Linked DNA regions of Homo sapiens: all the other regions are linked to region 1. Evidence: chromatin contacts called from ENCODE Hi-C or POLR2A ChIA-PET data. All regions are on one chromosome and are shown on one strand. Each heading gives the region's core, a stretch centred on a gene start or an enhancer-like site at or near the end of the contact. The rest is flanking DNA. Distances are from core to core; before and after follow the strand shown. Region 1 overlaps LOC124900191 (a long non-coding RNA gene). Region 2 overlaps LHFPL2 (LHFPL tetraspan subfamily member 2). Region 3 overlaps ARSB (arylsulfatase B).

Region 1 (3,732 bases), core at 352-2,851:
TTTCTATACACCTAAAATGTCTTTCAAATTTCAATGGGCATTCCCCCATTTCTAGTATTCCAAATATGGGGGTGTACATTCTTTATCCATCTTCTCAGGATTTCATAAAATTTGCTCCTTCCTTCTTTCTTGAGAATATTTCTGAGCCTTTCTGAGTCTGTCCTTATTTGCAAGCCTCTTGATTGCAGAAGATGACTCTAAACATTTTGCAGATGAAAAAAAAGATAAAACTTGCCCTACCTGGCCTCTTGCACAAGACTCTGAGGTATCTCCTTTCCCCTCTGGCCTGCAAGTCTGCCTTAGGACACTTGCTGCTCTCTCTCTTCTACTCAAGAAACTGATGATCGGTTAGACTTCAGGTTCTTTCTTGCCCTTCAGGTTTTGTTTTGTTTTGTTTTGTTTTTAGACGGAGTCTCGCTCTGTCGCCCAGGCTGGAGTGCAGTGGCACAATCTTGGCTCACTGCAACCTCTTCTACCCGGGTTCAAGTGATTCTCCTGCCTCAGCCTCCCAAGTAGCTGGGGCTACAGGCACATGCCACCACGCCTAGCTAAATGTTTTTGTACTTTTTTAGTAGAGACGAAGTTTTACCATGTTGGCCAGGCTAGTCTCGAACTCTTGAGTTCAGGTTATCCGCCCGCCTCGGCCTCCCAGAGTGCTGGGATTACAGGCATGAGCCACCGTGCCCAGCCGCCCTTTAGTATTTCACACTGTTAATGGGCCTGAATTTGTTGTACCTTTCTGTTGAGTGGTAATATTTTGGACTTAGTTGTTATATTAAGAAAAAATTCTGAGCAGAATCAAGCAAAGGATGTGGCAGAATGAGAAAATGACCACTTTCTTTGGCATTGGTAGGGCTATGGATTGCAAGTGTGGTGGACATCAGAAACACCTGCAGATTCCTGGGCCCATGATCCCTCCCTGAGGCTCTCTGGAGTGGAGTCCAGATATGTGTGGTTTAACTGGTTTCCCTGGGGTGATTCTGATGTAAGTGGTCAGAAACACCACAAGGGTGTGATGTGTCAAACCAGTCTCTTCTGGAAAGAGGCACTACAGCTTCTCTAAAGCGAGTATTATTCATGACCTCCCACTTGCAGTAGAAAGTCCTAGTTAAAACTGTGAGTAATCTTAGAGGCTCTTATTCTTCTGAATTATCTAAAACAAGAAACTAAACAAAACCAACCAACCACTCATCTAGTCAAATAAATGCTGCCTGAAAGAAGAGCAACAGCTGTTCTTTCTTTTTATCCAGTGATTTGGAGAAAACATTGTAAGTTCTTCTCCATAAAGCAGTAGAAAAAGATGACATGATAAGAGATCCGTGGGCTTTTCCTCCAGAGAGCAAATAGAAAACCCTTGGTTTTTGTCCTGACTGAGAAACGCTTAAACGTCTACATGTACAATCAGATAATCCCTAAAATGCCTTTCCCCTGGTCTAACTCAATTCAGATAACTGTGTTTGTCTGTGAGAAACCCTCAGAGAATATATTCAAGCCAAATGATCTCATGCCTGGATTTTGCAAAACAATATGTGCACAAGACCAGAATTTATGTCATCATCGAATATGTGCCTTTCCCAAATCCAGCCCCGGGATGTTCTTCAACAACATGGCTTCTTTGCCACATCTGAGTCACTTCCTGGGCCTGGATCCAGGACAGCCTGCAGACCCCTGGCCACCAACAAGCCACATAAGGAAGCAGTTCTGTACTATTTCTAGGAATGGCATCTTTTAAAATTATTTTACACTTATCTCACCCATTTTGGTATCCCAGATGGCTTTAAAGGGGAGTTAGCATGGCTGAAGTGATATATTTTTTTCCTCAAAATAATTTTCTGTTGTGCTCAGTTGAGAGAAAAATCAAAAGCGTGCAGTGGTAAAAATGCCTGACAATCCCTGGAGATGCTGAACTAGTCTCTTTGCGGAAAATTCTGGAGATCTGTTTGCTGCCCTGGGGTATTAGCTGCCTTTGCACCTCTGCAGGGGAGATTCAGGTTCCATGTATTCTTTAGGGAGGTCAGAGAAACAGGAAAAGTTGTCCTGGATTGAACTCTCACCTCTGACCACAAACAATTGCTAGGTTGAATCTCCCCTATCCAAAAAGTTTGGAACCAGAGTGTTTTAGATTTTTTATTTTTTTCAGACTTCGGAATTTTTGCATATACATAATGAGATATCTTGGAGATGGGACCTAAGTCTAACCATGAAATTCACTTATGTTTCATATATGCCTTATACATACAACCTGAATGTAAGTTTATAGAATATTTTAAAAATTTTTTGGAAATGAAACGAAGTTTGTATACCCTGAACCATCAGAAAGCAAAGCATCATGTCAGCACTTTAAAAAGTTTAGATTTTGGAGCTTTCTAGATTTTGGATTTCTGGATTAGGGATGCTCAACCTGTAACACTTCTTGGTACTTGTGTGTATTAGACTACGCCTTTGCAGTTGAAGAGCTTTGACTCCGTTTCCCTGGTTGTCACTTCCAGAAGGGCTGCCCTCTATGTGGTGTAATGAGATCTCTCATTGAGGGGAGGAATGAGGAGTTACTGCATGCTCTGCCTCAGAAGAGGAGGCCACAGTTGTCAGGCCTACTCAGCAAAGTGTCCCAGAGGCTGGTCTGCAGTCCCTGCAAGGAGGCATAGCCAACCTGGGGACTGCAGGAGGACATGTCTGGGCCCACACTACCCCACACACTGCCTGCTCCAACGACCTCTTTTGGTTTTAAGATCCAATATGCCACCATTGGAAATTCATTTGAATTGGTAGATCTCCTTTTTGAGAGGTCAAATAAGAATGAACGGGATGGCCTAGAATGCTTTTCCTGTAGCTCTTGTTATCTTACTAACCATGGTCCTATAAAAAATCAGGCAATGACTCCTGCAGAAAGCTGTTCCATTCTGGGATCATTGGTCCTTCTACGAGGCATCCTAGCCTAGTGCTGTGCTGTCACTTCCTGCTTGAGATTAGTATTCTCTGCTGGCCTCCCTGAAGGGAGGACCTGGGTATTGTTCTTTCATCGTTGTGTTTCCACTGGGCCTGACACCTGGTTTACTCTATAAATATTTGTTGAATGAGCCCAGTATCTTTGATTATAAAATGATAAAGTAATTCAGCTATAAAATGATGATGGTAATGATACCTTCCTCAGGGTATTTGTGAGTAGGAGAGGAGATAATCTACGTCAAGTTATTGGCAAACTGTAAAGCTCTATACAAATGGAAGTCTTCAGGATAACTTGCCAGGAAGCGTGAGAGGGGTTCCAGAAGAAGACACAGAAACCTCACCCACTTTCAGGATTTTCCTGAGGCCCATTCTAAGCAACTATATTTAGACCTGCACACAGAACCACACCCAAAAGGACTTTGCTCTGTCTTTCTATCAAGATCTTTGCCCTGAAAGAACCTAACCCCAAAGGTACTCCCAGAGCTTGTCATTTTCTAGAGTGAATAACCAGAGGTTAGAATAATTAGACACTAATTCTCACAGAATCTGTTTGACAAGTAGTTTGGCAGATAATTGCGTTAATTATTAAGATTAAAAGTCTAAGATGATAAGGAGCAGAAATTTGCTCATTACCCAGATAGACCAGAACAGAGTGGGAGATTGTAGGGAATTGTAGCAGAGATACCAGTTACTCCCCACCCACATCCCCTCCTCAGAGAACCCGCCTATCCTCCCCGCCTTGGCCATCCACAGCTGTCTGGACCAGAATAGAAGGCTATGGTTCAG
Region 2 (3,992 bases), core at 1,467-3,966, 130 kb after region 1:
TTGCTTTTGGGGAGTTGATGTAACTCAATGTGTAGTCAGTAAAACAAAGAAAGGAAGGGTTTGTGTGTCTGCCCAGCCCACAGCCATGTTGGGAACATTTAGGAAGCACAAGATCGTGGTTTGTGGGCTCTGCCTCTGTTGTTACTGATGCAGCCGTGAGATGAGGAGCAGGAGTGCCCCGGTGAGCCTCTTAGGGTTCGGGCTGAGTGGCATTTCTAGGCCATAAGATGGAAATTGGAAGGATGGTTTAGATCAGCGCCCTTCTGAGCCTGTTCCACAGAGTGTTCCACTTTCTAGGGACATTTTAGGAGCTACCTGGAGGTGATGGGGGCCAAGGGGACCCTCCTCAACCCCCTACTTTTTTTTTTTTTTTACCAGTACAGTTCTGCTTTCATCTGTTTCCTATGCAGAACTGGGGTTGTTTGTCAGATTCTGTAAACAGTGTTTCATGCTCAAAAAGAAAGTTTGCAAACCACAGGTTCAGAGGACTGACTTCTAATAAAAACAAACAGAGAGAAACCTCTTTAGCCAGGCAACTAATGATTACATTTCTGGGATCTGCATCGATCAATCCACAGACATTTGGAAGCAGCCAAAAGCAAAGCACTAAACAAATAGATGTTTCTGTGTGACCACTATGTCATCAAGAAACTCGTAGTCAATATACACAGAAGACGCAGACTGTGACCTCTAAGTAGCAAGGAGACAGGAGGCCAGTTCTAGTCATATGTGCAGGTGATTCTGCCAGATTGTGGTGTTCTAAGTAAGCACCAGCAAGTCCTGGAGTCGAGGTTACTGAGAATCATGTGATAAAAAATATCATTTATGGAGAGCTTTCCATTTGTTGATCACTGTTTCTAGGATGCATTGCTCATCCTACAAAATGTAGGTTCTATTATTATCCCTGTTTCATGCATGGGGAAGCTGAGTCTTGAGGTTGAGTGGTTTGCCCAAGGATAAAGTAGTGGGGGTGGGGATAGGCCCTCTTGGCTAGAGCCGATGCCCTTGCATACACTGCTGCCGTGTCCCTCTCATGGTTTTAGTGAGTGGAGTGCCTCAGAACGGCTACTTTGAAAAGTGTCTTTCCTGCCAGAGATGCGGCTTTATGATCAATCCACTCAAAAATTGCCCCATATAAAGTTGAAATTTAATGTTGCATGTAAATGATCTTTATCGTAGAAAAGAGAATATAGAGAAAATAAGCCAGCAGTATAATCTTAACAATGTGTGCAAAAACTACGCAGACATGTACAGCCCTGAAAGTGTGCGTTTGTGCTTGGGTTTAATGGCTCACAGACGGTCACTCCAGAGTTTTTAGTGGTACCGTAGAAATTAGAACTCAGTAAGTAACATGACCAAGGTATAGGAGAGCAACTTTTGCACAGGTTTTAAGTTTTAAAGTTTGGGTATTTTTCTCAGATTGTATCTTAGTTTCTTCATTTCAGCCTCTGTATCATGGCCTTAGCTAAAGACTGAGAAGTAAGGATGAGTCTTTTTGAGGGTCTGCCCTTGACTGACTTCATACCCTTCCAAATGTATATGAACCAGTGTCTTATTCTTTATTCTGGCCAATAAGATTGTTCAGGCGAGTGTCTTAGATTCTGCAGAAAGTTATCTTCGGTCAGTTGACTCTGTTGGAACAAAGTAGGTCTCCTAAAGAGTGAATTTAACAGGCACTTAGGTTTGTTTTGATAGGTGCATTTGGAAAAGCTGGGACTGCTTGAGAAACTATTTCACAGCACATCCAGGTGGCTCGAATGATCGGCCTCCACGCATCACACCAAGTCTTTTTAAACAAGATGAACGCTGTAGTGAGTTCGTCTCATGGAGCAAGTGAGGCCCTCAGGGAGAAACATGAACTTATGTGGGTGCTTGGGAAGTATTGAATAATAACTCTTTCAAGCCATGAGGTCCCCATTTGCCTAGCAGACATTTATGAACAGTACCTTGGTGGCTTAAAAATGTTCATTTTCTTTCCCAAGTGCCTAACTCTCTTCCTGAAAGTAGTGTTTTCATTGAAGGCTTGGACCATGCTGGATCTTCACAGAGAAATCCTACTCTTGATTCTATAGCAGACAATGGTGACTTTGCTGAGATAGAGCCTTCGGTGTTGCCTCCTGATGGGGAATGTGTTGGGTAAGGGGGACATGAAGAAGTGGCTAAGTATCAGCCATCTAATACCCTGCAGATCGTATTGGAGCTGGACGTGAAGAAGCGCTCTCTGCGTGGTTTTGGACCAAATGGCTGTGAAAGTGTATGATCCGCCTCACAGTGACAAGCAGCTTGTCAGTGGTTTCCAAAACATCTGTCTCAAAGTGGCGGTTGAAATTCCTACAAGGGAGTGTTTCCATTCATTGTCCATGAGAAATGAGAGAGAGTGGGAGTGAGTGATGCACGATCCAGAGGAAATGCGTGCACTCTCCACTTGGGATTACAATGCAGATGAATTCCATATTTTGGTTAGGGAATTTTTTCTTTTAAAAAAAGAAAAGACAAGAAAGAAAAGCTTGTCGCTGTCCTGGTTACTGAAAAGCAGACTAAAATGGAGTTAAATGCAGGCTGGAACGTTCATTTCAGCTGGATTTTTTTTTCTGTTTTGGGGTGTGTGTGTGTATACGTGTGTGTGTGTGTGTGTAAGAAGATGGCCTGGGACTTCCTGGCACACTTTTCTGCCTTTGGCCCCAGTTTCCCACCAAGGTGGCCTGACCTTGCTGATGAGTCACTTTAAAACTGCTGCGGTCAGCAAGCTGTGGCTCCGTCACTGCATCCGCACAGATCAGCTACTTGAAGATTCAGACAACTGCTACATATACATCCTATTAACAAAAATCACAACAGAGGTTTTCCCAGCTAAAGTTTTACTGTAAAAATGGTAGCCCTATAAGAAAGCCACTATTAGTTTTCATTTAGAGATTTTTTTTTATGTCTACCCCTGTCCCCTACTATGTCAATTCAGGAGTGCTGAAGCCGATTTGCTTTTGTATATTGTGTTCAAAATGTGCTACCTGTAATGATGCAAAACCAAAGACCTGAGCTCTGCTTTACCCTCTGAGGTGTCGTGCAATAGATATTTATTGCAGACCTGCTCTGTGTGCCAGATGCCTGTGCAAGGATGCAGTGTTGCCTGTGGGAGAGACACATGATCCCCTCTTGGAGTTTACTGTCTACAGCAGCTGGGGTGTTGAAGTTCTCACAGGTTGGGGGCTTCAAGTAAGAGGACAAACTATATCTGGAAGACAGCCACGTGGGAAGCTGCCATAACAAGGGACTCTGAATGGGCAGGTCAAGCCATTGCTGTCCTGGCACTGGTGGGTGGTCAGTGATTGTCCTCAGCACTCCCTCAGTGCCCTTCACTAGAGCCAGGGAAGAGTGCTTGCCAGCCTGCCCCTCTCACCTGGGCATATCTGCCACTGGAGGTAGATTGACTTCCACCATTCTGAGTCTCTGCTATCTCCACCTGGAATTGCAAGAGACAATCAAAGGCAAAGTCAGACTCTCCCCTCCACCTCCCGTCCCAAGTCATCTTCTCTGCCTTTAGTTCACGTGCAGCAATGGCATGATGTCTTGCTCTAATCTTCCTATTTTGTCCTTGTCACTATACACACATCTCACCTGTCTCCCTTAGTCCTCCAGCTGTGTGTTCCTGAAGGTGACTTGACTTGCTGAGGAAAGGGTCGCTCTTCAGCCTCACCTTGGTCCCCTGTATCCTGGGGATTTCTGGGACCTGCAGCCCTAGTGGGGCTGCCCTGGGCTTTGCTGGCTCCTGACCTCATCCCTGCAGCCAGAAGGCCAGGCCTGGGGTCTGAGGATTCTCTCAGGGACAAGGCTGAGGGCTTGGCTCTCCTACTGTGCCGCACTCTCTCAGAGGGGCAGTGAGGGAGAATGGCCAGGTGGAGGCCCACCTGGAGCCCAGAGAGCTCTGTGGATGCATGCTGTGCCCCTGCTTGTAGGGACAGAGCCCCAGGGAGATTCCCACTGAAGCAGCCTCGTTG
Region 3 (3,738 bases), core at 1,071-3,570, 210 kb before region 1:
CCCTTGCCAGCTCCTATAGTTTAAGCAGCAGTATGTAGAATAGCCAATGAAAAGTCAAGGTCACAGAGTAGCTGGACAAAGGCTTAGAAAAAACAATGCAGTGACCTAAGTTAATGTTTAGTGCCTTTAACCTCTATTTTCGGTGAGTGGCCTTTTCCCTAATTATTTGTTCCTCCAAATCATTGAGCCCTTCTGTGTGGTAGGTCCTGTGCTAGGTCTTGGAAATAAAAACATTAAGAAACTTTTTGCTCTTGAGAAGCAGAGTTCATGGGGAAGACAAAGCCATGAACAACTGATTAACAATAGACAGAGCTAAGTATAGTAGAAAATGTGCACATAAAATGTAGCAGAAATACAGAGCAGAGATGAAGACCATCTAGGGCACTAAGTGGCAGGTTCACAGAAGATATGATCTTTAACCCGTGGCACTTTAGGCAAGGGAGCCAACATGTGCAAAGGCAAAATTAGCATGAAAGGGCATGACATATTCTAACAACAGGGAGAAGTTAGTTCTACGTGACTGAAGCTCAGGGCACTTTTTATGGGGGAGGACAGGAGTTGATACCCAAAAAGGAGGTTGGGGGCAGATATGAAGGATTCTATATGTGGGCCTGAAGTTGGAACTTTTTCCCTGATTGGAAAGCAATCAGGTCTTTAAACATGCATGTGGCCTGATTGATTTTGGGTTTTACAAACACCTCTGGTGGGAACTTGAAGCGGTATATAAATTAGCCCAGGAGCCCAGACAGAGGAGTGCCTGACCTAAAGCAATGGGCTGCAGAAGGGGGGATGATTGGAAAGCTGTTTTAAAGGTAGACTTGGCAGAATCAAATGCACATTCTGTCAGAAATGATTCAATGTAGTGCAACAGGGAAAGAGTAGCCAAGCGTGGTGGCACACACTTGTAGTCCCAGCTACTTGGGAGGCTGAAGTGGGAGGATTGATTGAGCCCAGGAGATCGAGGCTGCAGTGAGCTGTGATCCTGCCACTGCACTCCATCCTGGTTGGAGGAGTGAGACTTTGTCTCAAAAAAAAAAAAAAAAAGATAAGATTTGAGAATATCAGAATGTAATTTGAATATCTAGGTAGATAATGTCTCCAAAATCTTTTAGCAGGAGAAGATTGAATTTACCGAATCCTTTAGATGTGTACTAAGACATATATTAGCACTCCAGTTTGCCTCTCAGTAATTTAAAAAAAAATCCAAAGAATCAACCATCAACAAGCAGATACTTTTCTGGGACAAAGAGGCTTCTCCATTTTTGAAACGATGTTGCCTACTCATCTGTTAGTCACCCTTGCATCAGGGCCGTGTTCAAAGAGATGTCCAGGCTTGGTATGAGGCTGCTAGAGCCTTCCTTGCTTTTCCTTTTGTGATCTTTGAGTCAGGTTGGGAAGGATGACTAGGGTAAGCCCCAGCTGAAGCATGCACAGGGATGTTGGGGTAGAGATGATGTTTCAGGGCAGCCCTCCACGGCCAAGCCACACATTAAATTGTTTGGGGAGTAGTTCTAAAAATTAATGCTGTTGTCATGGTTTCATTTTGATTTTTATCAGCTGGATATGGATGAGGCTTCATTGTCATATACTTAATGTTTTTGCTTAGATCTTTGGCAAACCAATATTTTTCCATGACTTTTTGACAGTTATTTTTGTTCAATAGTGAATAATAAAGTGAGATTTACGGTCTGTATATGATAATGTTTGTCTTACTTTGACATTTCTTTTCTAGACAGTAAAGGCCTTATAATTAGATTTTCCCTGTGCCAAAACATTGCTGCAAAACCATCTCCCTGAAAAAACGTTTCTTTGCTTCTTTTAGGAGCTGGCGTCATCTTATTTTGATTTGGAATTTTTTTCATATGTCAGTCAGGAAATGAAACAAAAATTTCTCTTGAATATGAATTCTTAACAAGAAAGAAATTAACTTTTGCCGAAAAATAAAACTAGAAGGGAAAATGAGAAGAAACGTCTTTGAAATGCTGATGGTTCCATTGTCTTTTTAAATTCTAATTTATGTCAAACTTCAGTGAGCAATATAGGAAACTCCCTTTTCCACCTTGTTGCAAAAGAGCTTATTTTATTCTTGTTGCTACTCCTACCAGTTTTATGTTGAATTCTTTGAAATACCCAGGAGACTGAACTAGAACTTATGGACCGCACCCTATTTCTCATATAGTTAACCAACTAATGTCCTAACTCAGTGGATTCTGCCCCATTGCTGATAAGTGGCAACCATCGGCCAGGTGCCATCTGTGGGGGTACAAGGACAGGCGAAGCTGAACTGCCCTTCTGCTGAGGCCACATCTGCAGTTGGCGCTATGCCAGGAGAGCCTTGGAGAAGTTGCACATGTGTCCATTGACAGTGCTTTCTCTTTGGAGTGCTCTTAAAAAGAATAACTGTTGATAGAATCGCTTATTGCTAATGGCAAAACATCACAGAGAACTAATTGCAAAAACAGTCACACTTACTACATCCGTGGCCTCCCCTAATGATATGTGGAAACACCTTCCCTTTCCTACAGTAGCAAAAGTGGCCAAATTCTCTGTACAACCCGGAGAATTTTCCTATCTGAGTCATAACTGAAGAGCTGCTCCTAGAATCAGATTCCAGATCCAGCCACCCTTGTCCCCATCATCTCCACTCTTATTTCCACCACCATCTTCATCCAATACTTTCCGTTGAGCACTAACAAATATGTGCAACTGAAGGACACTACATAATACCTCAGAGAAGTGTATCTATTTAAAACAGAGACAACAGGCTTCTTCTAAAGTATTGAGCCAGCATCACTTACAGCAATCCAGACAACAGAGTGAAATAATCGTTCTGTCTCAGCCTTTCTTGATATCACGGGAAGAGTGTAGGTATTTCTTTCCAGTGTATTTTTGTATCACATGAATAGCACCTTCTTCTAAGTTTCGATACATTGGTTATGAGTGATTGCTACTCTGTGCAGTATCATGAACATGGAGGAATTTCTTCTTTCTACTGATGGTGACCTTTTGTTGTTTTGAATATACGGGTCTGCTCAGCTTCAATATGAAATGGAATGTGTATTTCAACAACTGGCCTGAGTGAATGTTTGGGCCTTGAGTTTTTGTCAAGAAGTGATGTGGGGAGGTTTGAAGAAAGATTCTTGTAAGTCTGTGATGTCAAATGATGAGATTGTCTGTCACCGACCCATGTGTTGAAGAATTGTTTCCTCACCTGATCTAACTCAAGACTCTTCTCTACTCCCTTTCGAGAAGCACAGAAAAGAACTGAGAACTGGTGTGTTAAGGGCGCCACCAAAAGTTTCCTTGGCAGTAGAGCCTTGAATTTCTTCCCCAACAGCAGCTAAGCCTTCTCTAAAAGGAATTACCATTACCTTGAAATAACTTCCTATGTACACTCATAGGAAGAGTGTACACTTTGCTGAGGTTGACCGTACTTGTGGTTTTCATCAGGAAGTGAAAGTTTATGTGGCCTACATGTGTGAGCCCACTCTATACTAGGGATAGCAGGAGTGTGGTGCTCTAGGGGCAGAGGCCTGGGGTGTCACACAGACCTTGTTGGAATCCTAGCATTGCCATCTATTCACTGTTTGGCTTTTTCAAACTTCCTTTTAAAAAACGTGACAAAATGGTTATAATACTAAACTATTTGGGTTGTTGTAAATTTTAAGAACAACAGCAGTTACTACCATGTATTGAGCACTTAGGTTGTGTCAGGTACCCTGCCAAGAAAAGATCATA

The links. A loop is a pair of places that touch in the nucleus more often than their neighbours do. ChIA-PET counts read pairs that join two places held with the same protein, here RNA polymerase II (POLR2A). Pooled maps may share reads with other maps.
Region 2: a pooled map shows a loop between it and region 1 (2.9-fold over the local background). The contact joins two enhancer-like sites. A Hi-C loop is called at or near these places in 7 of 50 pooled maps. POLR2A ChIA-PET finds 5 or more read pairs at or near these places in 4 of 52 experiments (H1, HEK293T, OCI-LY7 and 1 more).
Region 3: a loop to region 1 is called in a pooled map, with 5 times the contacts of the local background. The contact joins two enhancer-like sites. A Hi-C loop is called at or near these places in 1 of 168 maps with a recorded cell type or tissue (transverse colon), 3 of 37 single-sample maps with no recorded cell type and 4 of 50 pooled maps.

What each region holds. Positions count from the first base shown.
Region 1 is chr5:78,675,765-78,679,496 of GRCh38, reverse strand. All of the region lies in intron 4 of LOC124900191 (a long non-coding RNA gene), which reads left to right. Among named protein-coding and RNA genes, the nearest start is that of LHFPL2, 29 kb to the right of the region's middle. Within about 2 kb of position 1,601, at least 17 of the 41 ENCODE cell types and tissues checked have a DNase peak (open chromatin) inside an H3K27ac peak, as active enhancers do.
Region 2 is chr5:78,543,396-78,547,387 of GRCh38, reverse strand. All of the region lies in intron 3 of LHFPL2 (LHFPL tetraspan subfamily member 2), which reads left to right. Among named protein-coding and RNA genes, the nearest start is that of LHFPL2, 100 kb to the left of the region's middle. RefSeq lists enhancers at 237-396, 3,105-3,922, 3,923-3,992. Within about 2 kb of position 2,716, at least 2 of the 41 ENCODE cell types and tissues checked have a DNase peak (open chromatin) inside an H3K27ac peak, as active enhancers do.
Region 3 is chr5:78,887,558-78,891,295 of GRCh38, reverse strand. The region is part of intron 4 of ARSB (arylsulfatase B); the gene reads left to right. Among named protein-coding and RNA genes, the nearest start is that of ARSB, 96 kb to the left of the region's middle. RefSeq lists an enhancer at 3,686-3,735. Within about 2 kb of position 2,320, at least 6 of the 41 ENCODE cell types and tissues checked have a DNase peak (open chromatin) inside an H3K27ac peak, as active enhancers do.